Regions from separate parts of the Homo sapiens genome. Here regions 2, 3, 4, 5, 6 and 7 are each linked to region 1. A link is a loop called in an ENCODE intact Hi-C map of the cell type or tissue named here. Cell type or tissue: mammary epithelial cell. All regions are shown on one strand. Region 1 overlaps LOC105369844 (a long non-coding RNA gene). Region 2 overlaps LOC105369844 (a long non-coding RNA gene). Region 3 overlaps LOC105369844 (a long non-coding RNA gene). Region 4 overlaps LOC105369844 (a long non-coding RNA gene). Region 5 has its middle 77 kb from the start of PHLDA1-AS1. Region 6 overlaps OSBPL8 (oxysterol binding protein like 8). Region 7 overlaps LOC105369844 (a long non-coding RNA gene).

What was found. A loop is a pair of places that touch in the nucleus more often than their neighbours do. Peaks named below come from ENCODE experiments on the same cell type or tissue, not always from the same donor. Only the 100,000 strongest peaks of a DNase experiment are listed, where the experiment ranks them.
Region 2: it touches region 1 in a loop (2.3-fold over the local background); 4 of 110 quality-filtered maps call a loop at or near these places.
Region 3: it touches region 1 in a loop (9-fold over the local background); 8 of 110 quality-filtered maps call a loop at or near these places.
Region 4: it touches region 1 in a loop (3-fold over the local background); 3 of 110 quality-filtered maps call a loop at or near these places.
Region 5: it touches region 1 in a loop (4-fold over the local background); 5 of 110 quality-filtered maps call a loop at or near these places.
Region 6: it touches region 1 in a loop (7-fold over the local background); 25 of 110 quality-filtered maps call a loop at or near these places.
Region 7: a loop joins it to region 1, with 3 times the contacts of the local background. A loop is called at or near these places in 12 of 110 quality-filtered maps.

What each region holds. Positions count from the first base shown.
Region 1 is chr12:75,525,541-75,529,540 of GRCh38, reverse strand. All of the region lies in intron 14 of LOC105369844 (a long non-coding RNA gene), which reads left to right. Among named protein-coding and RNA genes, the nearest start is that of KRR1, 16 kb to the right of the region's middle. In mammary epithelial cell, a CTCF peak has its summit at 2,431 (motif pointing left); no DNase peak of the experiment used is centred here.
Region 2 is chr12:75,655,522-75,659,521 of GRCh38, reverse strand. It overlaps LOC105369844 (a long non-coding RNA gene), which reads left to right. Exons shown (of 16, transcript XR_007063375.1): 8 at 347-478. Among named protein-coding and RNA genes, the nearest start is that of KRR1, 150 kb to the right of the region's middle. In mammary epithelial cell, a CTCF peak has its summit at 2,496; DNase peaks (open chromatin) are centred at 501, 1,961 and 2,681; H3K27ac peaks cover 4,000 bases.
Region 3 is chr12:75,622,255-75,626,254 of GRCh38, reverse strand. All of the region lies in intron 9 of LOC105369844 (a long non-coding RNA gene), which reads left to right. Among named protein-coding and RNA genes, the nearest start is that of KRR1, 110 kb to the right of the region's middle. In mammary epithelial cell, a CTCF peak has its summit at 2,292 (motif pointing left); DNase peaks (open chromatin) are centred at 2,274 and 2,404; H3K27ac peaks cover 413 bases.
Region 4 is chr12:75,782,929-75,786,928 of GRCh38, reverse strand. All of the region lies in intron 1 of LOC105369844 (a long non-coding RNA gene), which reads left to right. Among named protein-coding and RNA genes, the nearest start is that of PHLDA1-AS1, 250 kb to the left of the region's middle. In mammary epithelial cell, no CTCF peak of the experiment used is centred here; a DNase peak (open chromatin) is centred at 2,138; H3K27ac peaks cover 549 bases.
Region 5 is chr12:75,951,466-75,955,465 of GRCh38, reverse strand. No RefSeq gene overlaps it. Among named protein-coding and RNA genes, the nearest start is that of PHLDA1-AS1, 77 kb to the left of the region's middle. In mammary epithelial cell, a CTCF peak has its summit at 1,698; a DNase peak (open chromatin) is centred at 1,275; H3K27ac peaks cover 2,931 bases.
Region 6 is chr12:76,453,566-76,457,565 of GRCh38, reverse strand. All of the region lies in intron 3 of OSBPL8 (oxysterol binding protein like 8), which reads left to right. Among named protein-coding and RNA genes, the nearest start is that of OSBPL8, 100 kb to the left of the region's middle. In mammary epithelial cell, a CTCF peak has its summit at 1,627 (motif pointing right); a DNase peak (open chromatin) is centred at 1,675; H3K27ac peaks cover 3,430 bases.
Region 7 is chr12:75,815,020-75,819,019 of GRCh38, reverse strand. The region is part of intron 1 of LOC105369844 (a long non-coding RNA gene); the gene reads left to right. Among named protein-coding and RNA genes, the nearest start is that of PHLDA1-AS1, 210 kb to the left of the region's middle. RefSeq lists a silencer at 3,438-3,497. In mammary epithelial cell, a CTCF peak has its summit at 1,982 (motif pointing left); DNase peaks (open chromatin) are centred at 1,919 and 3,439; H3K27ac peaks cover 2,634 bases.

The DNA of each region.
Region 1 (4,000 bases):
CTGATATTAGCCTGCAGCTGGGAAAAATCATCTAACACAAAGCCTATGTTATAATAAAGTGTTTGATATCTCATGCAATTTATTGAATACTGTACTGAAAGTGAAAAACATGATGGCTCTCCAATTTATGAAGGTTATGATGTAAGTCCAACCATCGTAAGTTGGAGACTGTGTGTGTATAATCCATATGTCTGATGTATAGTAAGCAATATATTTATTCAACAAATATTTGAGCATGAATGCCTGAGTGAACAAAGAAAAGATAACTGCTCTATCTTAATCAGACTTTTATAAAACTAAAATTTGTATCCTCTAAAAGGCAACTATCCTCTCAATTGTATCAAACTCTTACTGTTTTTCCCTTATTTCATTTCTCTGAAGAAATCCTCTACTTCATTTAGCAAAGAGAGAATATCAAGAGATATATGACCCTATTTTAAATGTTGATAGGTGTCTCAAATATCTATTGCTATATAAGAAACATGCCAGCACACAATGGCTTAAAAACAATCTGGACTGAACAGTTCTTTTGCTCCACATGGTATCTACTGAAGCTGAAATGTCTAAGATTGCTTCTTCACTCACATTCAGAACCTCAGTTGGGATGACTGGAATATCCGAGAGCTGGTCAGGCCTGTTTCTGTCCCTCTTTCCACATGGCTAGCTTGGGCTTTCTCATAGTGAGATGGGCTCAGGGTATTTGAACTTCTTATCCTGCATCATTCTTCCAAGATAGAGGAAGCAGAAGCTGCCAGTCTTTCTAAAGGCTGGACCTAGAATTAGCAGAGTCATAGCCACAGTATTCTCTCGATCTAAACAAGTCACAGGGCCAGGCCAGATTCAAGGGGCTCCTCACTCTCTTAGTGTGAGGAGTAACATGCATATCAACAAGGAAGGAAGCTATCAGTGGTGGCTATCTTTGGAGATTATATGCCACAATAATGAGGTGGCTCTTCTCGAACTGCCTGCCTGTCTGTCTTAGAAATGCTGTAACTCTGTCCCAGTCTGTGCCAAGCAGAGATGATGAACAAAGCAGTGTGTGAAGTAGGCTGCTATTGCACCCTCTTTGCGTCTGACTTGATGTGGCTGACATATTGACATTATTTTATTGCTTTGGTGTGGCAACAGCTCCAGCTAAGCCACCACTGCCAGACACTTGCCCATCTGTCCTAAAATATGACTAATTACCATTATAATGATTCTTCAGCTTTATTAAACTTCTGTCTTCTGCAAAATCAAATGAGATTCATGAAGACTTTTTCATTAATCATCACAGCATCCCTGCTGAGAGCTTAAAAGAGGTAGGTGTATTCTTATTTTAGAAATGAAGAAGGTGCAACAAAATGAAGCTCTAGGAAGGTTAACCAGTATCACAAAGCTGGTCTGCTAGAATGAAGGAAAGAGGCAATATGTGTGTGTGTGTGTGTGTGTGTGAGAGAGAGAGAGAGAGAGAGAGAATTTTTCTGGGAAAAAGGGAAGGAGAGTCATCAATTTTTTTCTTTTCTGTTCCAATGTTATATGGCAATCATTTAAATGTCTCAACATACTAAAAGTTTCCAGAAGCAACAAACTTCTGGTATAATCAGAGGCTATGAGCTGTGCCCTAAGAAAAATATTGCAAAGAGATTTAACGTCTATCAGAATCAAATTTGTTTTCCTTCTTTCTAGCTACGTGTCCTTGGACAAGACACTGACCCTCATGCATTGATAGGCGTAAGTTTCAAAGCTTCATTAGATAGATTAAATGAAAAGACATGTAGCACATGTGTATAATAAGTTGTTCATAATAGGTACCCAATAAATGGCAATGGTTGTTATCATAAATTTTGTGATCTTAGGAATTTTAACATGCTAGTTGAAATAAAAAAGATAAAGCCTTCTTTATTTGTACCTAGTGACTTTCAGAAATAGCAGCATTAATTAATAGTTAACTGATTGGCACAATAGGGTGACTATAGTCAATAATAACTTAACTGTACATTTTAAAACAACTTAAATAGTGTAATTGGATTGTTTGGAACTCAAAGGATAAATGCCTGAGGGAATGGATACCCCATTCTCCATGATGTGCTTATTTCATATTGCATGCCTGTATCAAAACATCTCATGTACCCCATAAATATATAAACCTATGTATAGATGTATACACATAGGTGTATATATATATATACATAGATGTATGGTGTACAGGTGTATATCACAAAAATTTAAAAAAATTTAAAAATAGCTGGTTTGTATGTTATTAACTGCAGCTGAGTTTTTACGTTAAGATCTAGCCTGTGTGAACTTGAACAAGTAAGTTAATGTCTGTGGGCATTTGTATACTCATCTGTAAGGCAACAGAGCAGATGGTCTCTAAGAATGTTTGCATCGGACATCTGAGTTGTATGGAAATAGAAAAAGCCATTATTTGTGACCATTTGCCCTCTAGTGGCAAGAACCAGGGAAAACTATTTCTACTGAGAAAAAATTTCATGTCTGTATCCCCACCAAAACCTGATATATTGATAAATTCTTAGATTTGCTTCAATATTGTGTTAGTTATGTTTGTCTGTGTAAAAATTATCCCCCAAATTAGCAACTTAAACATTTACACAGTGTCTGAGGGTCAGGAATTTGTGAGCAGCTCAGCTGGGAGCTTGCAGCTCAAGGTCTCCCAGGAGGCTGCAATTAGGTCGGGCTGCAGCCATCAGACAGCTTGACTAAACTACATGAGCTGCCTCCAAGTTCTCTCATGTGGCTGTTGACAGGTTTCAGTTCCTTACCACAGGGACCTCTCCACAGGGCTGCTCACAACACGACAGCTGGCTTTCCCCAGAATGAGTGATCCCAGAGAGACAGAGAGAGAGAAAGAGCTAGAGAGAGAATGCAACAAAGATGGAAGGCACAATGTCTTTTATAAACAAATTTCAAAAGTTATTTACTGTGGTAGAATGAACTAGCATTACATGGATTCGAGATGAATATATCTAAAAACAATATATTCCACATAAAAAGCAAGTTTCATAAGTACATGCACATTATATATATAATTTTGTATATATATAATATACCTATACATTATATGAATGTAACTAATGTAAAATAGTTATATAATAATTACATACATGTTTATTAAGTATAATGTACAATGTGTCATATAAAATATGAAAAGCCTACTTTATCTTGTTTAAAGATTGTATGTGTGTGTGTGTGTGTGTGTAGTAGCCATAAAAACAAAAATATGCATGGAACTGATAAATACTGATAAAACTAAACATAAGTGGTCACCTGGGACTTTTGATATAACTCTTCAGAAAAAGAAGCTCTTCTTCTGTTAAGAATGTACATCCTAGAATTGCTGATAGACACAGAAGGGGGACAGAGAGAAAGAGAGAGAGAACATGTCAGTGATTGAGGGAGGGCATTACTGTCTTGATGACACTGTTGAGTTCCTAGATGCAGTATCCAGGTTATGGGACTATAAATCCTCTTTTTTACATAAGTTACTTTGAGTTTCTATGACTTTCCGTCAAAGGAGTCTTGAGAAGTATAGTTCTATGCAACTATTTAATCATACTGAAATCATAATTGTAGAAGAAGGCATATGCTTATTTATTAAAGGTAAAGAGTGCTTCCATCCCCTCTACCTCCCCTGGGCAACTCTAAGAGCAGGACACTCTAGTGCTTAAAAGATCAGATTCAGGCTTCTGAGACACTCCTCTCATGTTGCTTTAAGGCAAGGCCCCCTAAACTGGTAGCCTGATCCTCTAGGGATTCTATGGAAGAGTGCTATTATGTCTATGCAAACATGTGCTCTTCTGGGGAAAGAGTCTGTATTTCATCACATAGTAAAGGGAATGGTAAACAAAAAGAGGTTAAAATCACTGTTGGATGATAAAAAGTATTATGTTAAAGCCTGCATTTACACACCTCCCAGTGTCAGGTAGCTAGACTTTTTAATTAGAGAATTTGAAATTATGAAGTAGCAATGCCACCATCTTATTAACATCATGAAATC
Region 2 (4,000 bases), 130 kb before region 1:
AACTGTCCAATACATTGGGTGCATTATCTTTCCATATACTATGAAAATTATATCTATCAAGCTGCAAAGTCAGAAAGCCTTGGTTTATCAGCTACATCCGGGCCGCACACAAAAGGTAAAGCCACTGAGGGAAAGCCTTCTTGAAAAGCACACCTGTCCTTTTCAGACATTTTTGAAGTATCATATTTGTTTTCAGATGATTTTGGCCTTCCGCCCTTGATTCTTTAGCTGGGTTGGGAGGCTGTCCTGTGGCCTGAAGGTTAAAGAGAAATACGAGTGAATGTGTCATCTTAATGGGCTTTGAATGCACTCCCAAATGACATGTTTTTTTCTTTTTTCTTTTCAGTCTTGCTTATAAAAGTTACACCTGCAAAAATGGGACTGAATCCAGTGAGGAAGGACATAACATTTTGCCTGAATGTGCAAAATATGAGTGGGGTGTTGTCTGTATCCCTGCAGGCTCCGAGCAGCCTAGTGGGTAAATGAGCGTTTGTTTCCTGTGCACCATCTTTGAGTTGAAAATGAGTCACACACTCGTGGAAAGAATAGTACTATCTTCTTTTGTCTAGCTCTGCATGCTTTTGTGGTTACTGAATTTGTCTTAATGGGAAGCTTGATTGTTTCTCTTTTTGAGGCAAACCATTAGAATTTATTTTTAATCTGGAATAAGATTACTTTAAATATATTATTCTCGATTCATAACTGGATTCACAGCCAGTGTATACAATTACAGAAAATTTATATGGGGCAAAAAAAAAAAAAAAATCTCTCAGGTTTATGTAGTCATCTGGAAGCATAAACCGATTCCTAAATGTTTAAACTAATTTACTTTGAAAATGATGATAATAACTGTAATTTGTTGAATGTCTACTTTGTACCAGCCACTATGCTATGCATTTTTAATAGATTATTCCTAATCCATATAACATGCCCAAAATGCAGGTATCAATAACCCCTTTTTATAGCAAAGGAGAGCAAGGGTCAGAGAGATTAAGTAACTTGCCAGAAGGCATAGAGCTGATCAGTGAGGGAACTTGTATTCATCTCCATTTATGTCTAACCTCAGGGCCTGGGCTCCCTCCATTATGACATCCTACCTCTCTGCAAAGAGCATTTGATGACAAATTTGCCTCAATTCTTATTACAAAGAGGTAGGTCATAAAGTAAAAAGACCAACAATAATTTCCTTTTATCTTTGTAAGAAATTGATTTCATAGGCTGGAAAATACTTTTAGTCTTCCCTGGATGTGCAAAGAGGCTCAGATACATTTGGATACTGGAGTAGTTTCCACGACTCAGGGGACCCTGATTCTAGTTTTATTTTATCCAGCTCTGCATAGCCTCGATTTTGAGACTCCCAGGTCCCAGATATCTGAGGATTCTGAGGCATACACTTATGAATTCTTACTCCATTACTGTGTTCTTCAAGAGATGGAGGGATAGCTTATGGCTCAGGCTTGCACAAGGATTTCCAGACTAATGGAAGAAGGAACAAAGACACCAGAGCAGATACATTTAATGAAAAAAGTAAAAACAGATAAATTTATCATAAGGAAAACATCTGAAAAGTGTCAGCAGAGGCTGTGGTATCTGAAATTATTGCTGGACTATCTGCAATGATAAATCATTATTTCAGATAATCTGACTGAATTGCTGGCATGCTAGGGCCCCAAACTAAGAGTCACAGCTTCAATTATGAAAGTCATTTTCAGACATTTTATGAATGAGGATTTCCTTTTGAAAACCAGAGGGGAATCAAGAGGGGCTCACTTCTAAGAAATTTACCATTTAAATTCTAGATTTTCATTGAGTCTCATTTATTTATTTATTTATTTATTTATTTACTTTCTTTCTTACTTACTTTGAGACAAAGTATCACTCTGTCGCCCAGGCCGGCGTGCAGTGATGCAATCTTGGCTCACTGCAACCTCTGCCTCCCAGGTTCAAGCTATTCTCCTGCCCCACCCTCCCAAATAGTTGAGATTACAGGCATGCGCTACCATGCCCAGCTAATTTTTTTTCAGGGGTGGGGTTTCACCATTTTGGCCAGGCTGGTGTTGAACTCCTGACCTCAAGTGATCCACCTGCCTTGGCCTCCCAAAGTGCTGGGATTACGGGCATGAGCCACTGTGCCCGACCCACTGAGTCTTATTTTTGCCTTTCTTTCTGCTCTATGGGCTGTTTCATGTTCACACAAGGGGCTTGTGGAGCCACCGAGGACCTGGGGCAAATGCCTGTTTGTAGAATTGTGGAAGAGCAGCATCTCCAGTCTGAGTATATCATACATCTCTGATTTTGATTGGTACATTATGGATATTAATTTGGATTACAGACATTTTTATTAACTAATTATAGAACATTAAAGGAAAAGAAAACCACATTTGATAGTCGAGGCAAATTTCTCAAAGAAAGTTGTTCATGACCATATCATACTGCAGCAAGCTATGCCTGATGTGTACATTACCTAGCAATTTGGCTTTCTCACATCTATCACCCCTGTGTTACTCCAGATGCAAATTGGAGAGAACTTCCATTTACCTGTTCTTCTATTTTCACAACTTGGCATTCACTTGCCCTGGCTCCCATGTCTGATTAAGGAGCAGACACCAGGCGAGCACAGCAAGCTGATGCAATGGGTAGAGCTGCTGCTCACCAGGAAATGAAAGAATTCCTTTCCATAACTGTCAGACAAGGGAAGGGAAGGGCCATGCTCAGCTGGTCCTAGCCCATTCCTGTGTGGTGGGTCACACCCTTCTTGCAGATGGCAAGGCCTACTCTCTTCCTCATCTGCCACATCTACCTTTTCTTCAGAGACACTTCTCAAGATACTTGTGTAGTTTTCATTGGCTACACCAGCCTTCTCTGATCTTTGACTTCCCTGGTTTCTCCAGCATGTTTTGCCAGGTTCTGTTCTCCATGAACACCTACCTGATCACTTTGAAGGTTGTCTCAGTTAGAATGCATCCAGTTACCATATCAGAAAACACAAATTAAACTGGCTTATGCCATAAAGAAGATTTGTTGGCTCACATAACTGGAAATTCAGAAGTGTATAGGTGTCAGGATTGGTTTGATCCAGTCACAAAATTGCATCACCAAGGACTTGGTTTCTGTCCTTTTCTCTGATACTCAGTGGTGAGTGATGCAGCTTTGTGCCAAAGCTGCTATGCTTTTGTCCCAACATGGCTGCCAACAACTCCCAGGTCTACACCCACTGCCTGAAAAACCTGTTACTATTTGACCCAAAACCTCAGGCAAATGCTCCCTCCTGCCTTGCAGCCCAAATATTTGTCTTGGGCCAGATGGTAAAAATACTCTGATTTTTTAGGCCCTAAGAGCATGCTTTATGTGTGGAGCCAGCCTGGAGTCAGCATCCCCTGTCCTCTTGGTTTGCCTCCATGGACAAAAACGTAGGTAAGATAGTGGGTCTGGGTGTTGGCAAGTCAACCTCAAGGTCCATTTAGTTAGTCAAGTGTAATCATTTGCCTATCCTACCCTGCAGGTTCAAAACTCTCCATCTCTAGGATTAATTTCAGCCCTGTTGGGATATATTAGAAGATGTGTCTTTACATTAAGTTTGGGTCTAGTTGAAAGTGGTTTGATTTCTGTTGCCACATACTGATTCTCATACAGGGATCTGCTTCCTGGTGACACTCATCCCTCATCTCCTTATCTGGGTTTCTTAGACTTCTCTATGACATGACTCTGATAACTCCCTGCCCACTACCTGGATCTCCTGGAGGGCTGGGGGATCGAGTTTAAAATACAAGAGTCAGTTCCTCTTCCACTTTTCGCTTCCAACACTTGCTAGGGGAGGCCTCTGACTTGGTCTTCAGAGATCATTGAAGATCATTGAAGATCTCTGAAGACCAAGGCAAAGGCCACCCCTAGCCTTTTGTCTTTTATCTTCTCTTTTTGCCAGTGAACTCCACCTCTCTGGTACCAATGTGGTTCCTGCTTTTATACCACACCACCGCAGTTTATCTCTGTGCCACCCCTC
Region 3 (4,000 bases), 97 kb before region 1:
TAGAGAATGTTTGCTCCCTCTTTGTTCATTTTTTAAGGGTTTTAATAAGATTGGGGTAACCTGGTTTTGAATGTTTGGTGGAATTCACCTTGTAAATTTATTTCAGCTCATTTATTCCTTGAATGTAGATTTTTAAATGCTTAGTCAACTTAACAGTTATAATACAAAGTTTTTTTTGGTAAGTCAGTATTGGTAGGTTATATTTCTCTAGGAATGTATCAGTTTCATCTAAGGTTTACATTTTATTGACATAAACTTGAGTACATATTATTTGTTTTTGATGATTGCTTTGTTTTAGGTAGTTAGGCTGATCAATCTTGCTGTTGATTGTTTTATTTTACTTTTTGACTACCAAAAAAATAGAATGTTCCAATCAAGTTTCTCTTAAATTATTTCTTGTTTTTTCTTTTGATATAATATTAAATACACATTTACTGTCGTGTTTGAGAAAAGAGCTTGTCCCATGCTTTTCTAGAATACACAGAGGTGTATAGATTCATCTATTTTTTTTTTTTTTTTTTGGGGGGGGATGGAGTCTTGCTCTGTTGCCAGGCTGGAGTGCGGTGGCGCGATCTTGGCTCACTGCAACCTCTGACTCCCTGGTTCAAGAGATTCTCCTGCCTCAGCCTCCTGAGTAGCTGGAATTACAGGCACACGCCACCATGCCCAACCAATTTTTGTATTTTTAGTAGAGATGGGGTTTCACCATGTTGGCCAGGATGGTCTCCATCTCCTGACCTCATGATCTGCCCGCCTTGGCCTCCCAAAGTGCTGGGATTACAGGTGTAAGCCACCGTACCTGGCCTCTATAGCTCTATCTATGAGGGACTTGGTCCTGAGGATACATGGATTATTACCCTGAAACTCTCTCACTTTCAGAAAAAGCTGAAGAATGCTCCAAGAGTGGTTAGAAACTTAGGCCTTAAATGTAAATGGGAAAAACATGTTTTCAACATTATTACTTAACATTATTCAAAGCCTGTATCTCATTTATTTTTACTACTTCGTCTAAAATGGACTGATAATGGAATGAAGTATCTTACTACAATTATCTGTCAGTTTCTGTGTGAATCTCTAAAAATTTCTATTTATTTCTAATGGTATGGTATTATTTTAATAAGCTCATAAAATGTTGTGATGGCCTAATGTTAAGTTTAGAGGTAAAAGAATGCGTTGGAAGTTCAAGAATTTATCTATAATCCAATAACGATACTTTTTTGTTTTTTTTTTTTTTTTTGAGACAAAGTCTCTGTCACCCAGGCTGGAGTGCAGTGGCACGATCATGGCTCACTGCAGCCTCTCACTCCCCAGGCTCAGGTGAACCTCCCACCTCAGCCTCCTGAGTAGCTGGGACTACAGGCACGTACAACCACACCAGTCTAATTTTTGTATATTTTGTAGAGACAGGGTTTCACCATGTTGCCCAGACTGGTCTCAAACTCCTGGGCCCAATTGATCTGCATGTCTCAGCCTCCCAAAGTGCTGGGATTAGAGGCGCGAGCCACTGCGCCTGGCCTACCAATAATGATACAACTAAAAGCAATTCCCTCTGAACTTTTGATTCATGGTCTTTCTTATCTTTACTTCTCATTACCTTTGCTACCTTTTAAAGTTTCGTTTTACTTTTTTTTCATAGGAATTTAAGTAGGTAATTTGTAGACACTGTAAGACATGACCTTTATTTAGCTACAAGTCCCTTTTATCTAATACCTATTGAAGTGATCAATACCATCTGGATATAAACCAGACTTTTTCCACCTTGCCGCCCATCACCATGTCACCCCTAGTATTTTTATTTTAAGTATCCTCCCTGTTTTCCCTTAACTCAGTGTTAGTAAGGCTGAACACTCCACCTACATTCTTTTTGTTGATGTCTCCCAGCTCCCAGGGTACTGATCTCCAATGTAGGGTTTAGGCTCCCTAGAAGGTGCTAGTAAACATTCTTTTGAGGAGTAGGGGAAAATGCTAGAACTACTAATTATGTTTATTTTTTTATCTCACCTTAAATTATTCTTTGTTTATGCTCTATAGTGTTTATGATATAATTACAGTAGTACAGGTATACTTTACTAATAAATAAACATGTGTTTATTGAGTGAACTGAATTTGTTGCGTGCGCTACAGATCTGGTGATTTGTATGCAGGAAGTTTATTGGGGAATGCTCTTAGGATCAGCGCCTCAGGGGGTACTGTCAAAAGGGCAGGATTGCATCATGGTTCTCAACTGGGAAGGTTTGGAACCCCAGGATATATTTAGCAACATCTGGAGACATACTGGCATCTAGTGGATAGAGGCCAAGGACACTGCTAAATACCCTGTAATATACAGAGTGGCCACCACAACAAAGAATCATCCAGGTCAAAATGTCAATAGTGCTGAATTTGAGAAATCCTGGGGTAAAAGGATAAGCTGAATGGCAGTCAAGGCCAAGGCCTCACTTCATTCCGTAGGGAGCTCTGGAATCAGGTGGGCCCTTCACAGTGTTCTACACAGGCCAGTCATGGGACACAGGAAGGAAGTATGACCTCAGAAGGGTGATTGTCTTTGGCTTTAGGCAAACCTGAGAAAGCTAAGAGCAGGCAGCTGCCAACACCCACAATACTGGAGAAATGAGAGCTTCAGCCCTGAGAAGGTTATGGAGAGAGACTAGGTGGAAAACCACAGCATCCACTACAGGAGAAATCACTAGCCAGCTTTTTTTCTCTCTCATTATTGTCTTTAAGTTTTTTTCTAAATGTTATTTTTAATTGACAAATAATAATTGTGTATATTATGGGGTACAAAGTGATATTTTGATCTATGTTTACATTGCGAAATGATTAAATAAGGCTAATTAACAGATTCATCAGCTCCCATACTTACCGTTTGTTTGTGGTGAAAACATTTAAAGTCTACTCTCTGAGCAATTTTGAAATATGTACTGCATTGTTATTTATTACAGTCATTCTGTACAATAGATCACTAAAGCTTATTCCTTTTGCCTAATTGTCTTTAAGTTTGGTTGAACCTTGGCCTCATCCTTCCCTCTGCCTTACCACCAGTGAATCTCACTGCTTCTTAGGGCAATTTCAGACATAAAAAAAAAAATCCATTTTCAAGCCTTCCAAACTCAAGGACAATTTATTTCAGAACATTAATCCCTTATTCGGGGCAAAACTTCCCTTTCTCTTCACTCCAATCTACTCTCGGCTGGGGAAATGGTGATGGACAATGGAGCATGTAGCTTTCTCTTATTTCTCTTATTTTGACTTCCTTTCCCACATGCTCTGTGAAATGTTGGGACAAAGGGCAGGAGGAGATGTAAAACAGTTTAGTTTGGAGGCCACAGTGTAGAGGGTGTTGATCCAATAATCATCACATCTCTGTTACATTTTTTACAGTTTCCCTTTCTACTGGTTCATTTCTGTTTGTCCACTAAGGTACTCACAAATTGTTTCAGTCTTAACAGAAACACACCAAAAAATAAAATAGTAGCATCATCCTTCCTTGCTATCATTGTGCCTTTTTCTTTCTTTCCCTCCAAAGTGGAGTAGGCGGGACTTACTGTCTGCTTCCTGTTATCTGCTTATCTTTAACTCTTGACTGCTGGCTCTTTTACTTCTTCTCCCTGTGACTTCCCTGAAACTTCCAAAGGCTGCACATTACCTGTAACTATCAAATGTTAAAGCTTTTATTTTTTTCTCATTCCATTTGATCTTTTTGCAGCACTTTAACATGAATTGACAGACTATATCATCTGCTTCTTTTCTTTTAACTTTTCTCCACTGTGAAATAATGCAGAAAGAAAAGTAGACAAAATTTTAAAATATATACCTCAGTGATTACAGAGAAAACTCATGTGATTGTCACCTACCAGATGAATGTGTGCATTTCTTATACCCTAGAAGCCCCCCTTGCAGCTTTCCAATCACTACCAGTTCAAAAATAGTCAATATGCTAACTACTATGCTAATTACTTTGATATTCTTTATAGTTTTCCACCTAAGAATGCATTTCTAA
Region 4 (4,000 bases), 260 kb before region 1:
GACAGTATTTTTACATTAGTCTTATTCATGTAGCACATATTTGTTGAGCATGAAATGTGTGCTAGATGCTAGCAATATAACAGGATATAGAATAGATATAGCCTCTGCCTTCAAAAAGTCTATAGTCTACTAAGGGAGGCAGACATTAATTCTAATTGCAGTAAGTGCTATGAAGAAAAAGCATACATCATTTTGCTAAGTGTCATGGAGAGGAACCTCTTTTCCACCTGATTCCTATTTCCTTGTGGAGAGGTATCAATTAATATAGCACTCCTGGCTTCTCTGAATGGGGCATGCCTAGCTTAGCCTTTCTCATCCCTTTGCTTTTGGGATGGGCTTGTCTGCTCTGAGTCTCTGCCTCTGAGTGGGAATTAGGGTTGGGGCCTTCCAGGTTTCCGGTGCTGCCGTGACTGCATAGGTCTATCTAATTCTGCCAGTTAAATTAGGAAATCCACTGATACCCTGCACTTAAGTACAGTCCCCAACCTAGCCTTTATTAGTATTTTGTTGATAGTTGACTGTCATCTGTTGATCCTATTGTCTCTCTCAATTCAGAATTTAGGTGGAATAGGTGGTGTTATTATTGGGTCCCTCAAACCTCAATAGTAAGAATCAATTTGACGCTTATACTAGGGGAACTGACAGAGTGTAATTTCTGGAGCAGTGTAATTTCTGGACCTGTGGTTTTCAGAATTCTGCTGCTCACGGGAAGGTGGATTGTAGTGAGCTGACAGGGCCGAATTCTGCCCCCTTCACCAGTGCCTGCAGTGATGACAGATTTGTTTTGATCTATTTTACATATTAAGCTTCCACATAAAAATTCTGAGCTTAAAAATAATTTAAAACCAGTGCCTTGAACTTGTTGCTTTCAAACATTTTAAACCACAATCCTCAGTCATAGTTACATTTTATATTATTCAAACTCGTATATATTATATACATGTGTATACTGACCTTACTATCTGTGGTATAGTTTATTGCATTTCCATTTCATACCAAAGAGAAGTTTGGTTAAAACTCATGGAATTGATTCCACAACCCTCATTACATGAAATTTAAAAAATTCTGCACAAGACCATGTTTATTTTATCTCAGGCCTCTTGTCTAGTAAAGACCTGACCTTCCCCTGATCATATCCCTTTTGCCCCATGGGCCTTATTTCTTTTGGAGCTCAATATATCATTCATTTTCTGTATACAAATACATTAGAGTTAAACTTATGAAATTACCAGCCCTTCTGAGAAAGTACTTTTTCAACATTGTTATTATTGCTGAGGATTTCAACAATAGCAAAATAATGTATTACATTCCAAACTTGGCAAATGTTACTAAATATTTCTCTTGAGGCTCATTTTCAACCATATTATTATTACTGGCCTGTTTTTTTGGGTTTAATGAGATAATTTTCTATCAAATCATGGTAGCGAACAGAGCTGACACAAATTCTCAAGTTTGTGGTAAAGTTTATACTCCATTGGAAAGTTTCTTTTATATAACAATATTGGCAGGGCTCATGTTTTAGAATGAATTATTTATGTGGGCCCATTCACCACTGCTACCCCATTCTACACAGCATGACATCCAGAAAATGGCAGTTTTGATGAGCATGATGAAGGCAGTATCATTTTTGTGCTTGATACAGTGGCCGGAAAGTTCAGGTCTGGGTGGCATCCTGAGAAAGGGAGCAAGGCAGTGTGGTGATGCCAGGTGCAAGAAGGTGGGGGTGTCCAGAGGGAAGTGAGATGCTCTGCAAAAAAGTCAGAGGACATCTCAGAAAATAGAGCCACCTTCCTGATGTAGCTTCCAACAGTCCTGTCTCCTAATCCCTTCCAGCCCCCAAATATATGAAGCTGACTTCAGAGAGATAAACACCAAGGAGTCAACCCATTACTTAGCTTTTGTTTCCAAAATAAGACATCTTCTAGTTAGGAGAGCTTCTGACCGAGGGGCAAGTGGTTTATCCTCAAGATGGTAGAAAAGCAATGTGCATGCTCAGTAAAACTTGGCCTCACCAGATGCCAGGCTCAGAGAGTCCTCTTTCCTGCCTTTCTTGCGTCACTGCCTGTTTGCTTGAAACAAGCAGTAGAAATAGTCAAACACAGGTGCTGGCTGCACTGGCAGCACAGCCTCTCCTCCAGATTCAGGCTCTCCCTGGATGGCACTGGCTGGTAACCACAGAGTGAAGATCTAATCAAGCCAATGCTGGCTCCCTGCCCACCACTAGCTGGTTTTATTCAGCTTCCCCAGTGTTGATAATAAAACACAAGTGAGCCTTCAGTTTCTTGCCTGCTAGTTCCAAAGCCAGCATTTGCTGCATGCTCTCTGACTTGCAATTTGGTGGCATCCTGGACAGGACACTTGCCTACAATCAGCACACCTGGCTTCTTTGTCTAGGTTTTGCCTCCAACACATGGTACACATCACTTCAGCTACCTGTGCTTTATTTCAAATGGAGATACTAACCCCTAATGTTGGCCAAGCTTTGTGATTATTTATCTCAGGGATTTATCAGGGTTGAAAGCAGAAAAAGCTTTAATGAAATTCAAGACTCTGTCCTAAGATCCTAAATGGTTGAAGTGTGTCCTGGAGGGGGCTGGAGTGGAACAGGCCATATGAGAAACAATAAGGCTGGAAGGAGAGATTTCTGGTGACTGGGAGGGAGAGACAGATCCTGCCCTCAGAATTTGTACCCTACTCAGGTTGTGAGAAGGCCTCAGGGGGGAAGTGTTGACAGGAAGGGCACCTGTAGGAGGCTTGGGTTCTCCCACTTGTGTTCCCCTGTTTCATCTGAGATTTCTAGTCTTGGCAAAGAAGCAGCAGAACCTGGGATAATGGGTGTCTCAGCCACAGCCAGTGTGGACCCGCAACTGACACCTTGAGGGCATTCCCCATCTTGAAGCTAGTTAAGACCCCAGGACTTTTACATATTTGCAGGAGGAAACCCAAGAAAGCGTAGGTTTAACTTCTAGGTCCAGCGAGAGTGGAGCTTGGAGTCAGAATTATAGTGATTTCAAGAATGGGAAGAGTAGGTAATGCACAATTTTTTGCATACCCAAGTGAATGGACTGAGGTTCTTAGTCTATATGTGTGTCACTGTATTTACTCAGTGAACTCTCAGAAAACCTTGTACTTCTTTTCTGCACACACTGAGCTTCTCTGCCAGGTGCCTTCTGAGGACATGAGAGCTTCATGCTAGGCTGGCCTTGATGCAGTGTGGGCAAGGCCTGGAGCAAAGAGTCATGAAAGTTGGAGGCTTGGAGTCCTGCCCACGGGTGGATGAGTGGCCCAGGCAGGCCAGGACTAAGTGCTGAAAGCCCATCAGTGCAGAATCATCCCATCGGGGCAGCATCGGGGTAACAGTCAAGCAGCAGCTCTTTGCCCAGTCTCCTTTTGCACCAGCTGTAGCTATTTGGGACTGATATGTTCTCAGGGCTTCCTCAGCCCCAAGTCCATGACCCCGTTTGTGCTTAAGGTGAACAGACGTCTCTCCTTTTAACAGAGGGGCAGGAACCCAGGAGACTGCTGAGCCAAAGCTTCTCCCCAGCTGTAATGCTTTCCTGAAATAGAGACTTTGCCTTGGCTCTTAGACCCAGCTCCATACTTTACTGTTCCCAGTTAGTCATGGAAAGACGAAGGTGCCTAAAAATAAGCACCATCTGGGCCCACAAGGTTCAGCAGGGCACACTCACAGCTAATGGAGAAAGTTTCAGTCTGCCTTTGTGGTCCTGGAAACCCAGCTGTGATGCGCTTGCCAGAAGGGCCCTTCAAGCCGTGTTATTCTGAGTGTCTCTCAGGGCAGCCTTTGCAAAGGCAACTTTTCACTGCCTGTAAGTTCTTGAGGTCACCCAAGGATAGCAGCTTCAGGGAAAATATGAGAAAAAATGTATTTTTAGTGCATTTTCTCATGTCTTTGTGTTGCCCCGCTCTCTTTCATGCTTCTGCAGTCCCCACTCCACTCTCCATTAGCTGCCTAGCTTCTGTGCCTGGTCATCTTCCCAGA
Region 5 (4,000 bases), 430 kb before region 1:
AAGGCTATGAACCAGGGCCTGTAGGTATTTGAGGCTATCATGATGCTGCCCCCTGCATTCCTGCAGTCAACTGGGAGCTGTGGGGGCTGCAGCACTTGCTCTCTCCTGGCCAGCAGCCCAGGGGGTGAGTGAGGAGGGCTTGGGGATCCATTGAATTTCCTTTTTGTTTTCTTCATTTCTATTGGGTCTAACTCACTTGTTAAAAAGAAAAAAGTCTTACTAGTCTTACTATTGGAATTAGGAAATTAGTCTTTAACTGGACTGCAAATATGGCTCACACTTGTAATCCCAGTGCTTTGGAAGGCCAGGGCCTGAGGATCATTTGAGGCTGGGAGTTTAAGACCAGTCTGGGCAATATAGTGAGACCCGCCTTTACAAAGAATTAAAAGCAGCCAGGTGTGGTGGTGAGAACCTGTAGTCCCCACTACTTAGGAGGCTGAGGCAGGAGAATCATTTGAGCCCATGAGTTTGAGGCTGCAGTGAGCTATCATTATGCCGCTGTATTCCAGCCTGAGTGACAGAGCAAGATCCTATCTCTAAAAAAGAAAAAAGAGGAAAAAAAAAGAAATAGATTGAAAAGGAGAGTGTACACCCCATGAAGTTAACAGTTGTTTTTTTGTTTTTGTTTTTGTTTTTTTCCTGGTTGGGAGGATTCAGGTGGTTACTCTTTCCAGTTTACCTCCATTTTATAGTTTTTGTCACCAAGCACTTATTACTTTAACTAGAAAAACGAAAGAATCTTTTTGTCACTGTTGTCTTGTTCACTGCTGCCCATGTCCTAGAATGGTCTCTAGTCTATAGTAACCTCTCAATAACTACCTGTTGGAGAAATAACTGAATGAATAAATGTCAAAGGTCATTGCTTCCTTTGGGAATGGAAAGCTTTAGTACCATCAGATTTTTTCCATATCCTCAGCTTCTTAGGATCACAGGTTGGAGTTTTAGTAGCATATGTTAAAAAACATAGTTCCTGTCTTCTTCAAAAATCCTGTGACTTTCAAGAAACCTATGACTTTGGGCACCCTGTGTGCTATCTTTCCTTCAGCACGGATGGTTCCTGCCTGCTGAAAAGTGCTGACTATTGCACCTCAGCTAACCCACTCAACCTTTTTCTAGAGGCCCAGGGAGATATGAATGTGACCAAGAACTTGGCCTTTGATATTCAGCCCAAGTCTGGCTAGAGGTCAGAGGGAGAAAAAAAAAAAAAATCCCTCCATGAGCCATAGCTGTCTGTATATTCAGCGTCTCTAGGCAACTGGGAGGACATTTACCATTCATCCTCCAAGAATGCTGAGTAGCCCTTCTTACGTGTGATTCACTTTGGGGTAAATTTCTGTCCTTACTAATGAGCCTGTGATGGGAGTCAAGTGAAAAGGAATCATTAAATCTGGTTTTATTCAAGTTACATAATTAATTCTGGCACTGAAGTTGGCTTCCCAAGTTTTATACATGGCCTGAGTTTGTTCATTGAATTAAAGGTGAGCATGGGGGTTGATGACACGGTGGCTATAGGTTCTTATTTCTTGTCCTTCTTCATGGGGTTAATTTGAAGAATAATTTAGCTAAAGCACCTTGTGCAGGGTTGGGAATGTGTTAGTGATCGGTACATGAAATTTCCCTGTCCATTGCCTCTTTTCCCTCATGACCTCCTACATGGGAGGTTTTCCCTTGGAGGGTGTGACAGCTGATTACTCAAGCTGGTGTGGGAATTTAGCTCTGGAGATTGACTGGCAGATCAAAACTTGGACTGTTCTCACCAATAGGGGTACGGCTCTCTACTTCATTATGTGTCTTTGTGGCATTTTGTCTTTCTCTCTCCTGGCTAGTCTACTCAAACACCCTTCTCAGAGACTGCCACTGTGGACTCTGAAGTTTTCACAATACCAGGAGGTTTGTGGGAACTGAATAAATTGCTTCAAGATCGAACATAAAAATAAGTCCTGGCCCCAATCCTAAAAGAAGTCACTGGGAACCCAATCAGTGCTGGGCAACCAGCCCAGGCCCAGGCTAATGAGATATTTACATGCTAGGCTTTTCCCTTCATTTTGGTCTTCATGGGCCTCATTTATGAGGAAGTCTGGAGTGCGTGTGCTGTAGGCAGAGGCCGGTGCTTCCCAGCTTGGTGCCATGGACTCCTGTAGCAGATCAGGGGCACTACCACCCACCAAAAAATCCAGCACATTCAACAAACAGCAAATTCCCAGCCCAAAGCAATTACTTGCTTTTTATTTATTTATTTTTTTGCTATTGTTTTTCATTTACATTCTTTTCTGAGTTTTGCATGTTTTACTCTGACAGGAGGTATAAACAGGCAAAGGAAATGTAATCTATTTCAGTATTTGTGGGAGTGCTTGTCCTAGGAGTTTTAGGAGAGCATTTTCATCTATCAGATTAAGACAAATTTAAAAGGGTCCCCAAAGAGAATTTAGAATTGGAAAACTAAACCTAGGAGGAAGTTAAAGGTACAGTGATTATTTTGCTTGGAGAGTAGTATTGGCTTTCCAATAAAATGAAGGTGATTACTAAGAAAGGTAGCTGATTGGTCATTAGTGCATGGCCAGGACAAGAGAGTGAAGACTCATGTTTGCTTAAAAGAAGCATTTTTCTCTCAGGTGGAATTTGTTTGACGTTAGTGTGGCAGATTGTGATATTTCTTCTAAAAGTGGGAAAGCAATTTGTGTAATCTGTGCTCGTGTGCAGAGGACAGAACCAGATGGCTTTCGCAGTAAACTTTCAGGGCTTTACTAGAATAGGGAGAGACAAAAGGGAGGCAAACTTGGTGGCTTGTGAGATGGGGAATCGTTGTTTCAAATCAGGGGTGAGAACAACCCAAAATTTAGGAATGGCTTTTCAATAATAGCTCTTCTGATGTGTAGTACTAGAATCTAATTTTTATTTAAGCACAGCTTCAGAGGTTTTTTTAAAAAATTGCAAACTTGGAAATAAAGAAAAAAGAGGGGGCCGGACGTGGTGACTCATGCCTGTAATCCCAGCACTTTGGGAGGCCGAGGTGGGCAGATTGCCTGAGGTCAGGAGTTCGAGACCAGCCTGGCCAACATGGTAAAACCCTATCTCTACTAAAAATACAAAAATTAGCCGGGCACTGTGGCAGATGTCTGTAATCCCAGCTACTCGGGAGGCTGAGGCAGGAGAATCGCTTGAACCTGGGAGGCAGAAGTTGCAGTGAGCCGAGATCGCACCATTGCACTCCAGCCTTGGCAAAAAGAGTGAGACTTTGTCTCAGAAAAAAAAAAAAAAAAAAAGAAGAGGAACAGCATGTCTTATCAATGTCACAATGGGAAAATGTTTAAAAGGCCACCAAGGATTACTCATTATTTACTACTGACAAGGCCTAGACTCTGTGAGGTCACATGTTCATTTAGGTTTATGTCCGGTATAAAAGATAACTCTAAAGATTATGGTTTCATTGCCCTGTAGGACATTAACCTCTTTTGACTTAACTAGTAATCTTATTCATACATTCTCTTTTACAAATTTCACTAATTTTTCTGAGTACCCAGGTCCCCAAATGGCCTTTAAACCAGCTTGATCATGCTTCTGGCTCCCCACCAGTGAATTGAATATGTGTTAACATGTGTTCATTATTTGACTCATGTTTGTAACTATTTTAAAATTGCTCTTTAACTAGTGGAATTTTATCTTTTATTGTTTGCTGAGTAAGATTTTTCATAATAACTTCTCTTCTGCTCTTTGATTAATGCTGAATAGAGTCATGATTTTACTAACATTTATTTTTGTGGCAGCCTCATGTGTAATCCCACCTGCATTCTTCAAAAGCATTTGTAAATAACCAACAAAACTATTTCCTGGTGTAAATCAGTGCATGGAAATCCGTTCTTGTTTTTAAAGGAAGTTAAAGTGAATGAGGTTTCTTCACAGCAATCTAGGATTTTTATCTACAGGGAAAAATCTGTGTTTATGTAGTTTTGTACTTATTATCAACCAACAGGTCTTGTAAATATAGGGTTTTTGCTAGCTT
Region 6 (4,000 bases), 930 kb before region 1:
ACGAGTCCACTTCTATGTGTATTTTTAAAAATAAATATATTGGAAAATTTTTCTGAGGTTTGTGACAATTTAAAACTCACAGATGAACTGTACCTTAGAAACATAGAAAAAATAAAGGAAAGGTTAGGTATATCATGAATGCATAAAATATATGTAGGTACTAGTTTATTTTCTTACTACTTTAAAATATACACAAATCTATTACATAAGTAAAAATTTATCAAAACTTTTCACACACACCGTACACGTTGCCATTCCCAGTTGAGAAAAATGTAAACAAACATAAAGATACAATATTAAATCGTAACTACATAACATTAACTAGTACATACCGTACTACTGTAATAATTTTCTAACCACTTCCTGTTATTACTATGAGCTCAGGTGTTGCGAATATCTGCTTAAAATGCTGTGTGATGCTAATCATCTCTGTATGAAGTTATTTGCTCCAGTAAATTGCATATTGCTTTAAAAAGTCATTTCTCATCATTCTTGCCTATTTTCATCATGTTTCGTGCAATATTGTAAACCTTGAATAACGCTATGGGACCCATGTGAAGTACCACTGTTGATGCTTCGGTTGCTCCCAAGAAGCAGACAAAGGCCATGACATTACAAGAAAAAGTTTAATTGCTTAATATTTAGCTCTAGATTGAGGTCTGCAGCTGTGGTTGCTGCTATTTCAAACTGATGATTCATCTTGTAAACAGATGGCATAAACTTATGGTATCAATAAATATGGTATAGTACTGTAATTGTATTTTCTCTTATGATTTTCTTAATAACATTTTCTTTAGCTTATGTATATATTGTATTACATAATACAATATGTAATACATACAACATATACAATATGTGTTGACTCTTCGTATTATGTATAAGGCTTCCAGTCAACAGCAAACAGTAGGCTATTAGTACTTAAGTTTTTGGAGGGTCAAAAGTTAAATGCACTTTTTTTTTTTGACACGGAGTCTTGCTCTGTCACCTAGTGCAAGGACACAACCTGGGCTGCCTCAGCCTCCTGAGTAGCTGGGATTACAGGCGTGCACCACCATGCCCAGCCAATTTTGTATTTTTAGTAGAGATGGGGTTTCACCGTGTTGGCCAGGCTAGTCTCAAACTCCTGACCTCAAATAATCTGCCTGCCTCCCAAAGTGCTGGGATTACAGGTGTGAGCTACCACTCCCAGTCCCTAAATACACATTTTTGACTGCTTAAACGTCAGCTGTAATTTCTTGGTACTTGATTAGTATCATGTACTATAGAATGAAAAAAGTACGTGATCTATACTGACATTTAAATTATTGGAGTATTTAAGAAATGTATACCTTAGAAGAAAAGGAGATATAGGATTTACATACAGATTATTATTTATGACTTTAAAAAATTACTTCATCTTATTTTAGCTTCCACTTAGATTAAAGGCAAACTTTGAAACTTGTAAAATTCTTCAAATTTTATATTGATGAGTTGAATTCAGAAGGTAAAAATGTTTTTGATTCATGTTCTCCTTAGATGCAGCAGATATGTTAATTATATTAACTATTTCAGTGTGATTTCTACTAAAGATGAGTAATGTGAGTAGCAAAGCAGGTTGCTTTACTTCCACTTGAAGTAGAAACAGCAGAGGGCACTGTAATGTTATCTTTGGTAGGTGAGACGGTGAAACTGCACTGGAGTCACACAGTGATTCATTTGCCAAATATCTATTCAGTCATTTAGAGAGTATTTAGTGAGTATCAGTTATATGCCAAGGGATACAGAAAAAAAGTCACTGTCCCTCTTAAACTTATGTTTGAATAGTCTACTATTATGTAACTGATGTAGGAAATCATAATGATTTTTATATTCCCTAGCCTCTTTTGTCTGTATAGTTGTTAATGCTTGTGAATGGGGTGAGGGAAAATAAATAGAAACATGGGCTTTCTGGTTTTTTTGGTAAAGAGGTGCACTCTGTATACTGCTGTTTCTGCATATTCTTGTTACTTCACGGCTATCAAAATCATGTAGTAATACTTCCATCGAAAATGGATTAGAAAGGGTGAATAGAGCTAACTTTACAGTTCAGGCTGTTTTAAAGTTATTCAAGACATGGACACCTATGTTTTACTGACAGAATGCTAAAACCTACATTAATTCTGCTAGTGGTTCTTATAAAGTATTTTAAATTAGCATTAAATGTTCTGTCTGATACATACAAAAGAATATGTGTCATATGTAAATGAGAGCATAATTATACAATGAGCCCTTATTGAGCTATCACTCAGCTTAAGAACTAGAATCTTCCATGTACCTTAGGTCTTTCTGCTGCTTTTTTTTTTTTTAGATAGAGTCTCGCTCTGTCGCCCAGACTGGAGTGCAGTGGTGCAATCTCGGCTCACTGCAAGCTCCGCCTCCCGGGTTCACGCCATTCTCTTGCCTCAGCCTCCGAAGTAGCTGGGACTACAGGTGCCCACCAACACGCCCAGCTAATTTTTTTTTTTTTTGTATTTTTTAGTGGAGACGAGGTTTCACCGTGTTAGCCAGGATGGTCTCAATCTCCTGACCTCGTGATCCACCAGCCTCGGCCTCCCAGAGTGCTGGGATTACAGGCTTGAGCCACCGCGCCCGGCCTCTGCTGCTTTTTTATCCCTGAGCCTGCCCCAAGAGGGCATGACTAGGTTGTATTTTTTTCTTTTTATTATTCTTTGCTTTTTAAAAAGTCTTTTTTTTATTGTTTTTTACTCATGTATGTATCACTAGATTTTGCTTGGTTTTCAATTTTAAAAGAATGGTGTCATGGTTTATATAATTTTCTAGGACTTGCTGTTTGTAGTTACCTTTTTTTTTTTTTTTTAATTTTTTAAAGAGACAGGGTCTTGCTCTGTTGCCCACACTAGGGTGCATTGGTGTTATCACAGCTTACTGCAGCTTTGAACACCTGGGCTCAAGTGATGCTCCCACCTCAGCCTCCCTAGTAGCTGGGACTACAGATGCCTGCTATGCTAGGATTACAGTGTGAGCTACCACGCCCAGCTAACTTTTTTTAATTTTTATTTCTTTTAGAGATAGGTCTTGCTATGTTGTCTAGGCTGGTCTTGAACTCCTGGCCTCAAGCAATCCTCCCACCTCAGCCTCCTGAGTAGCTGGGATTATAGATGCAAGCCGTTGTGCCTGGCTGTAATTAACATTTTACTTTTAATATTCAATCATGTCGTTTGTTATAGAACTAGATCATTCCTTTTTAGTGCTATATACTATTTCATTATATGGATATGCCAGAATTTATTAAAATTCATTTTTCAATTGATGAATATGTTGTTTGGTTTTTGCTATTATGAACAGTGTTGCTATGAACATTCTTATTCTTGTCTCTTGGTATATACCTGTAAAAGTTTTTCTAGATCCAAGAGTGGAATTGTTGGACCCACAGGGTATTCAGTTTTATATAAGAAGCTCACATTGTTTTCCAAAGTGCTTGTATCAACTTATACTCCATTAACAGTGCTTAAGACATCTCGATGATCCCATCCTCATCAGTATTTGGTATTATCAGACATTAATTTTTGTTAATTTTACTGAGTATAAAATATTTATTATTTTGATTTGTATTTGCCTCATTACTAAAAAAGGATGAACATCTTTTCATACATTTATTGCCCATTTGCATTTTTCTTTTGTGAATCACTGTTCAAGTCTTTGCCCTATTTTGCTATTATGATGTTCTTTTTCTAATGATTTATTGAAGTTTTTTTTTAAGAACATTCTAGGTACCAACCTTTTGTTAATTATGGGTGTTGCAAATATCTTATTTTGTGCCTTTTCAGTTTATGATACCTTTAAATAAATTTATACTTTTAATATTGAACTTACTGATTTTTTAATTTTTGGGTTAGTGCTTTTTTGTGTCTTTTTAAAGGAATCTCTGTCCCAAGTTTATGAAGATATTCTCTTATTCTAAAGATTTTCCAGTTTTGCTTTTTTACATTATGTCTGTAGTCTTCATAGAACTATTCTTTGT
Region 7 (4,000 bases), 290 kb before region 1:
TTTGAGTCTTTAGTGTGCTATTTGAAGAATGTGGAACTACTATGTCTAAGAGAACTGAAAGAATTTAGAAAGCAGAAGAAACAAGCACTAAAGAGAAAAGTTGTTTTTATTATTTATTACATGCTGACTGCATACCCAGTGGTGAACAAAGAATAAAAGGAGGGACTGCTGGAAACATTGGGGAAGGCGCAGAACTGGCAGGCTTTTATTAGGTACGAAGATGAGTGTCACATCAGTTCATTGTCTTCTGTACCAATATTAGGATGATGGACTGAGGGCTTCAAATTTGGTTTTATATGGTGTTTGCAAAATGTTTATGGTTAAATTCTAAGATAGTAATGTCTAATGGGTAATCCATTGCATTATCAAGGCATGTAATCAAGTTTTCTTGAACAAAACACAATGAGAGAATATAATTATGTTTAGGGAAAGGTGAGGCAGGGGTGTCTGCTTGTTTGGTAGGCTCATGTAGGCCTGCAGCAGCTCCCTCACTGGTTCATGTGGCAAATGAGGGATCTCATAATAGATCTGTTTTTGAAGCTTTACTCAGACATTATTTCTTCTCTCATCAGTGTGTTCCCATTGCATTTTTTCTTTTTTTTTGAGACAGAGTCTCGTTCTGTCACCAGGCTGGAGTGTAGTAGCGCGAACTTGGCTCACTGCAACCTCCACCTCCTGGGTTCAAGCGATTCTCCTGCCTCAGCCTCCCAAGTAGCTGGGACTACAGACAAGCTACCACGCCCAGCTAATTTTTGTATTTTTAGTAGACAGGGTTTCACCATGTTGGCCAGGATGGTCTTGATCTCTTGACCTCCTCGGCCTTGACCTTGATCTGCCCACCTTGGCCTCCCGAAGTGCTGGGATTACAGGCATGAGCCACCACGCCCGGCCCCATTGCATTTTTTGCATAACCATTTCTTTTCATTCTCAGAGCAAGCAATCCAAGAGACAAGATAAGTTTCTATGCCTTTTATGGCCTAGCCCCAGAAGTCATGCACCATCTCTTCCATGCTATTATATTGGTCAAAGTAGTTAAAGGCCTTTTCAGGTTCAAGAAAAAGAAAAGTATACCCCATCTCTTGATGTAAGTTGTAAACATCACATTTTAAGAAAAGCATGTAGGATGGAATGTAGTTCAATATGTTTATATTTAGAAAATGCAATCTGCTGCAACATGGAAACCAAGTAACCCACACAAAGTGCTTACAAATATTAACTATTATTAATATTATTCAATGAATGTTTTCTTAAAGAATAAATTAATATACATTTCTTTCTGCCTAGAACTTTGAGCTGTAGTTAAATAATTCTTGACTTGTAAATTGTCAGTTTGAGCTTGTCTTGTTTGCTCCTACCTGCTACCTGCATTAGGATCCCTTCAAATTGGAGAGTTTCTAAATTTTACTTTTTAACTTAAAATCATTTCAAATTTACAGAAGTTTTAAGAGTAGTACCAAGAACTAACTCTCTAAACCCATCTGAATTTGCCTGTTTTAACCTTTTCTTCATTTTCTTTTATATTCTCTCTTCTTCCCTCCTTTCCCATTCAAGTATTAGTTTCAAACATCATACTCCTTTTCCCCTTATAGATCCATAGTACCAACATCAAATTCAGGACGTTTAACATTGATACATGCTATTATTTAATATATAGATCATACTCAAATTTTAATAATTGCCCTAAAAATGTTTTTGTAATTGTTTGTTTTCTCCCTGAACCAGCATCCAATTCAGGATCACAGATTGCATTTAGTTGTCATGGCTCATTAATCTCCTTTAATTTGAAGCAGTTCCTTAGCTTTGTTTTTCAGGACATTGACATTATTGAAGTATACAGGCCAGACGTTTGGTAGAAATGTCACATGATTTGGGTTTGCCTCAGGGTTACTCATCATTAAGTTCAGATTATGCACTTTTGGCAAGCATACCATGACAATGATGTTGTGTCCTTAACAACATATCACCACCTAGAGGCACACATTACTGATGACATTAACTTTGATCACTTTTTATAAACTGGTGATTGCTAGGTATCTCCACTAGAAGACTACCATTTCTCTTTATAATCTACAGGAAGATATTTTGAGACTATTTAATATCCTGTCTTCTTCAAACTTTTACCCTATAGCTTTAGCATCCGTTGATGAATCTTGATAAAATCAGTTATTACTATGATGTCTTTTAAAAAAGATGATTGACTTACCAACTATTATTACTTCTTCTACATTGATTAGCTGGATTCTTATTTTTATTCAGTGAATTAGATCCAATGCTGCCATTTAATTCTTGTTGAAGCTTAAATTGTCCCAAATTTAGCCAATAGGTACCCTTGAAGCTGGCCCTAAGTCTTTTTGACATAGCCTTCATCATTTTTTGTACACTTTTTTGTATAAGATATTCCAGACCCTTCTTGTCTTGCTTTGCTCTGGCCCTCCTCTCTCCAAGGAATCCTAGCTCCTTCTAGTGAGGAACAGTACCTAGAAACAAGGTCTGTGAAGAAGTGTTTGTTCAGGTTATCCAATGTTGAGGTTATTCAGGCAAAAACACGTTAAATATTGAGTCCATCAAACAGAAAGTCTTACTTAAATTAAAAAGTGTGAAGATAGTTGACCCTTGTTCAAGATGTTCTATGTGCAATTTTATTTTTATATCTAGCCAATTGCAAAACATCAGAAGAGCCATAGTCCTGGGCTTATTGGAAGTGAGGTTCTATTGAACATTGAGCTGGGAGAGTAGGGAAATTGCAAGATAGCGAGAAGTCAGGCCCCACAGAAGGAGCTGCAGCACTTGCGGGGCATCCACTTTTTAGAAAACTGGTCAGAACCAGTAGACGAACAGCCCATTTTGAAATAGTGGTTGTTTGTGCCATCTGGACTTAGCCAATCATAAAACTCAGTTGATACTCCAAGCCTAAAATGGTCTTGGAGACCCTTTTTGGATTTTGGCTTAAGCCCCATTTTAAGGAATCCAACCCCTTCTTGTGAGATCAGATTTCCCTGCCTTGCACTGAACTTGTTTAGTCCTTGTCCATCCTAGAGCTTCACATGACTCAGTCTGCCAGTTAGGTTGGGAGATATAGCGGAGCTAGAAGGAGCCCTGGCCCTGGTACTTACTAAGCATACCCCTTTGATGACTTTAATTGACTCACTGTGTGGCTCTAAGTCCCTTCTCCTTTCTGGGCCTCAGTTTCCTTATTTGTAAAATCAGAAGGTGAGGCTAAATCTCAAAATGTCCATCTAGCTTCATGTTCTATGAAATCTTCTCTGCCTAAAATCTTTAAAGTGCTAATTAAACTGGCAGATCAAGATAAATGACCAGAGGAGCTGGACCCATTACAGAATTAAAGTCTTCAGAGCCCTAGCAAGCCTGCTTTTTGAAGCGTGCTTTCTTTTTACAGCTGTGAAGAGAGGAATCAGCACATGCGCTATAACTTCATATGACTAATGGTAACCATGGCGACCACTAAATATTCCTTCCAGACCTTGCATCTGCACAGCTCACTGAAGCAGAGGAAATAAACGTTGCTGCTTTGAAAAATGATAAAAATAATCTAAGCCAGCTAGAGGCTAGGAAGGAAAGGAGAGATCTTCCACCTGAAGGTCAAGCCATTTCATCTCATTATCTTTTCAGGGCCTTGTTTAACCTCAGGGGGCATTTGGTACCAACCGAATGAATAGGTCACAGACTGGAGGGATTTAGTATCAGGCTACTGAAACACTTGACTAGTTTTTAAAGAAGCTTCTGGGGTTCTGACAATGTTTGCTAGGCTGGTGTGATGACCCCTATGTTAAAATGCAGTAGGTCATCAAAAGCAGGTCCCCCAGCAGTTCTTGGTGTCAGGTCATATTATTGGTTTAAGAGAAGAGCAACTAGAAGACTGGCCAAGGTCAAACAGGGACCTGAGAAACCAGGCAGAGAGCAATAGTAAGGAGGTCTGCATGCACAGGAAGGTGGGGGATGGAAAGGCACAGTGAGGCAGGCTGGATATCAGCACTCATGC